Linked DNA regions of Homo sapiens: region 2 is linked to region 1. A link is an interaction called in ENCODE POLR2A ChIA-PET data of the cell type or tissue named here. Cell type or tissue: B cell. All regions are shown on one strand.

Region 1 (2,500 bases):
GTATCCCAAGAATCACCAGTGCCACTGGAACCCCTGAATCTTCAGATTAGGGCCAGTCTGTCACCAATCCTGGGCACACACTAACTGGTTTGTTGACCCTATGCTTTTAGTTCCACAGTAAATACCAGAACTGTGATCAATGTACAAAAGAAATAATGGTCAACAGAAGTCATTAACAACTTGAACTGCCGGGTTCAAATGATTCTCCTGCCTCACCCTCCTGAGTAGCTGGGATTACAGGTGCCCGCCACCACGCTTAATTTTTGTATTTTTAGTAGAGACCAGTCATCATGTGTGGATATTGCGGACTGATTTTTTGTTGTTGCTTTTCCTCATTTTGGAAGTTGTTTAGGACGGGGCATCTTGGTGTGTCCTGCTCTCGCCTCTGATGCTTCCTTCCCAGTGGGAGTGGGTGGGAATACTCAGAGACACAGAATTGTGCCCACGCTGATGTGGGTGTCACAGCCACTGTCCCCAAGAAAACAAACCCACCCACACATATTCACGAGCACCCCCGTGTCTGCAGTGTTGCTGCCATGCCGCGTTCCTGTTGCCTTCGTTATCCCTTCCATGACCTGCAGGCCCTTGCCACCCTGACCCTGTGGCCTCGCCGCCTCCTGCCCTGGCTGGGCCCTCTGTTTGGATCCTCCTTCTCTGAGTCTACTCTCGTCCTCCCTCCTCTCCTGGCTTCCATCTTGTGAGGCCCCTACTTTGTCCTCTTCCTTCCCCTAGCACTCCCTTTCTGATGTCCTCTTTCAGTGATTCTCATTCTCTGTCCCTGCTGAGCGTGGGCTGTAGGAGAGCAGGAGGTGTCTGTCTGGTTAAGGCTGCTTCCTGGGCACTGGAGTCAGCGTGCCCTGAATGAGTAAATAGACGAGGGATCCCCAGCCTTTGATGGGTCAAACAGTAAAGCAGATGAAAGATGTGTATGTTTCATGGGTGTGGTTTCTGCTTCTGCCCCCATCACGGAGCTGTGGGTCTCTGTGGGACGTGCTGTCCTGCCTGGCCAGGCTCTCACCCTCACCAGCAGTGCGTGTGGACCTTCTGCTGTGTGCACAGATGGGAATAAAAGGTCACTAGCATGGTGCTGGTCTTACCTTAGACGTAGAGCTTCCACCGGGCCAATGTGTTTCTCTATGTATGAGGCTGGGTGCAAGGCCTGCTGGATTCAGCTCATCACTTAGGCCTGTTCTTTGCCAGGTTACCTGTCCTGCTGCCGATTCCTGGATGACAATCAGATCGTCACCAGCTCTGGAGACACCACGTGGTAAGTACCTGACCCGGGGCAGGCAGTGCCTTGAGAACCCACAGCCCCTGGCACATTCCTCTGTGAACATGGAGGAAATAAGGTTCTTGACATAATATTAGGCCATCTGTAATTTAAGTGGCCTTAAGATTTAAAACACATAGTAGCAATGTGTGAATTCATTATACTTTTTTTTTTTTTGAGATGGAGTTTTGTTCTTGTCACCCAGGCTGGAGTACAATGGCTCAATCTTGGCTCTGCGACATCTGCCTGCCGGGTTTAAATGATTCTCCTGCCTCATCCTCCTGAATAGCTGGGATTACAGGTGCCCGCCACCACGCCTGACTAATTTTTGTATTTTTAGTAGAGACCAGGTTTCACCACATTGGCCAGGCTGGTCCTGAACTCCTGACCTCAGGTGACCTGCCCACCTCGGCCTCCCAAAGTGCTGGGATTACAGGCGTGAGCCTCCGTGCCTAGCCTCATTATACTTCTAATAAATTTACAAAGTTTAATTTTCAGCAGCTGAGAACTAAAATACACATTTTTTTCTTTTTTTTTTTTTTTTTGAGATAGAGTCTCTCTCTGTCTCCAGGCTAGAGTGGAGTGGCGTGATCTCGGCTCATTGCAACCTCTGCCTCCCAGATTCAAGCAATTCTCCCCTCTCAGCCTCCCGAGTAGCTGGGAACTACAGGTGTGCGCCACCACACCCAGCTAATTTTTGTATTTTCAGTAGAGACGGGATTTCACCACGTTGGCCAGGATGGTCTCTTATCCGTTGACCTCGTGATCTGCCTGCGTCAGCCTCTGAAAGTGCTGGGATTACAGGTGTGAGCCCCCATGCCTGGCCAACATAGATATTTTAACTACAATCAGGCTCAAAGTACCTGCTCTTCTTTTTTTTCCCCTCTATATATTTGTACCTCCTTAGGTGATGATAGGTGGGAGTAGGGTGGGTTTTGATTGTCCCTTTCTGATAGCATCATGTCATTGTGAACAATGAGCACAGACTAAAAATAACAGACGTCACAATTCAAGTGATTCCATCAGACTTCATTTTTAGTGTTTTCACCTTACAGGTAAACGGAAGCCCACTTAAATGCTAGAATTTTTTCATTTGTGGCATCAAAGTACTAAATTAAATGTCCAGATAGTTATTTTATGAGAGTCATTTTAGACTTCAGCTGGCCATGTGGGTTTTTCTGGTCTTCTGAGGCATGATTTGGTGGCAGGAGCTGTGCCCAGCCCAGGGCA
Region 2 (2,500 bases), 60 kb after region 1:
GCACTTGAGAGGACAAGGCAAGTGGATCACTTGAGGTCAGTAGTTCAAGACCAGCTTGGCCAACATGGTGAAACCCCATCTCTACTAAAAATACAAAAATTAGCCGGGTGTGATGCTGGGCACCTGTAATCCCAGCTACTCGGGAGGCTGAGGCAGGAGAATCACTTGAACCCAGGAGCCAGAGGTTACAGTGAGTCGAGATCTCACCACTGCACTCCAGCCTGGGGGATGGGAGCGAGAGTCCTTCTCAAAAAAAATAAATAAAACAAAAAAACAAATGAGAAACTGTAAAATAAACCGTAAACTGTGTGAAATAGGTATTTAGGGAAATCTCCACTAGAAGTCTCTGAGTTTGAAGGTTTTTGAAATTGAGTGCTTTCTGTCTAGAATAGCAGGGTGCTGCGACTAGTTTTGTCTGCAGGAATGGAATGGTCTCTTCTGGGCTGTCCAGTGCAGGAGCCACTGGCCACATACGGCTTCTGAGCCCTTGAAATGTGGAGAATATAACAAGAACCAGATTCGGAATTCAAGCTGATTGCTGTCAGTTTGAACTTGAACAGACACCTGTGGCCACTGCTTCCTGTGCCATGCGGTGCAGCTCTAGAAACGGGGAGGATCCTTCAGCTTCTTTCCACTTCTGTAACTGGGCAGATTGAATGAAGCTGCAATTTATTTGTTTATGTATTTTATTTTATTTTTTGAGATGGAGTCTTGCTCTGTCGCCCAGGCTGGAGTGCAGTAGCGCCATCTCAGCTCACTGCAAGCTCCGTCTCCTGGGTTCACGCCATTCTCCTGCCTCTGCCTCCCGAGTAGCTGGGACTACAGGCGTCCGCCACCACGCCCGGCTAATTTTTTTTTGTATTTTTAGTAGAGACTGGGTTTCACCGTGTTAGCCAGGATGGTCTCGATCTCCTGACCTTGTGATCTGCCCGCCTCAGCCTCCCAAAGTGCTGGGATTACAGGCGTGAGCCACCGCGCCCTGCCTATGTATTTTATTTTTCCCGAAACAGAGTCTTGCTCTGTCACCCAGAGCTGGATTTCTTTGGTTTGATCTCGGCTCACTGCAACCTCCGCCTCCCGGGTTGAAGTGATTCTCCTGCCTCAGCCTCCCAAGTAGCTGGGATTACAGGCGCGTGCCACCATGCCCGGCTAATTTTTGTATTTTTAGTGGAGACGGGGTTTCACCATGTTGGCCAGGCTGGTCTCAAACTCCTGACCTCAGGCGATCCGCCCGCCTCGGCCTCCCACAGTGCTGGGATGACAGGTGCAAGCCACTGCACCCGGCCAAAGGTGCAATTTAAAGACTGGAGACTAGCCAGGTGGACTGGAGGTCAAGGCAGGCAGATTGCCTGATCTCAGGGGTTCGAGACCACCCTGGGCAACATGGGCAACCCTGTCTTTACTAAAACACAAAAAATTAGCCAGGCCTGGTGAAATGCACCTGTAGTCCCAGCTGCGTGGGAGGCTGAGGCATCAGAATCACTTCAGCCCGGGAGGCGGGTGTTGCAGTGAGCCGAGATTGTGCCACTGCACTCCAGCTTGGGCTACAGAGTGAGACTCCGTCTCAAAAAAAAAAAAAAAAAAAAAAAGACTGGAGACTTTTTGGTGGCAAATACAAAGGAATGAGGTTATGTTACCAGCAAGTATAGGAGTCCATGCAGCTGGCATCAGCAGCTGGCCACCTCATACCCTGTTGCGGAAATCAGCGGACCTTTTTTCTGAAACTTCTGATCTGTCATGAGGAGGTGTAATTGTCCCCAAACATGAAGTGAAAAGCCGACGTTGGGGCTGGCGGGAATGGTGGACAGTCAGGTGTAGCTCTCCCTCTTCTCTGCTTTCCGTCTGGTCCAAGTCAGTGCGGTAAATTCTCAAATACCCATCCGAGCTGGTAGCTGTGCACCACGCACGCAGCGTTCCACAGCTGAGGAGCTGGAGCTTGTGCTTCCTCTCACCTGCAGGTCCCGCAGGCCCTGCACCGAGTCGCCTTGTCCATGGCGCTGCCCTGCCCCATGCTTCCTGCGTCCTGAGTAGGAGGTATCTCCGAGACAGGAAAAGTGGCCGCTCTCTCTCACTTTTTCTGGAACTCATGGTGGTCTCCTGGGCTTGGTCACTGTCTCTCACCAGCATGTTTCTTTGTGCGGTCAGGAATTATTTCCAAATGCTCCTGAAGCCTAGTGTTTTAGTGAACATTAGTGATTGTTAGCAGTGGTTCAAAAAAAAAAAACTTTTTTTTTTTTTTTGAGACAGAGTCTTGCTCTGTGACCCAGGCTGGAGTGTGGTGGTGCCATCTCAGCTCACTGCAACCTCCGCCTCCCTGCTCAAGTGATCCTCTCGCCTCAGCCTCCTGAGTAGCTGGGACTACAGGTGTCCACCACCACGCTGGGCTAATTTTTGTTTTTTGTTATTTTATTTTATTTTACTTTTTTTGAGAGATGGGATTTTGCTGTGTTGTCCAGGCTGATCTTGAACTCCTGGCCTCAAGTGATCCACCCACCTTGGC

The links. Peaks named below come from ENCODE experiments on the same cell type or tissue, not always from the same donor. Only the 100,000 strongest peaks of a DNase experiment are listed, where the experiment ranks them.
Region 2: POLR2A ChIA-PET joins it to region 1 with 10 read pairs; 9 of 35 experiments call an interaction of 5 or more read pairs at or near these places.

What each region holds. Positions count from the first base shown.
Region 1 is chr1:1,792,012-1,794,511 of GRCh38, reverse strand. GNB1 (G protein subunit beta 1) reads left to right here. Exons shown (of 12, transcript NM_002074.5): 8 at 1,201-1,267. Among named protein-coding and RNA genes, the nearest start is that of NADK, 15 kb to the right of the region's middle. In B cell, no CTCF peak of the experiment used is centred here; no DNase peak of the experiment used is centred here; H3K27ac peaks cover 409 bases.
Region 2 is chr1:1,731,982-1,734,481 of GRCh38, reverse strand. It overlaps the pseudogene SLC35E2A. Among named protein-coding and RNA genes, the nearest start is that of CDK11A, 8.9 kb to the right of the region's middle. In B cell, no CTCF peak of the experiment used is centred here; no DNase peak of the experiment used is centred here.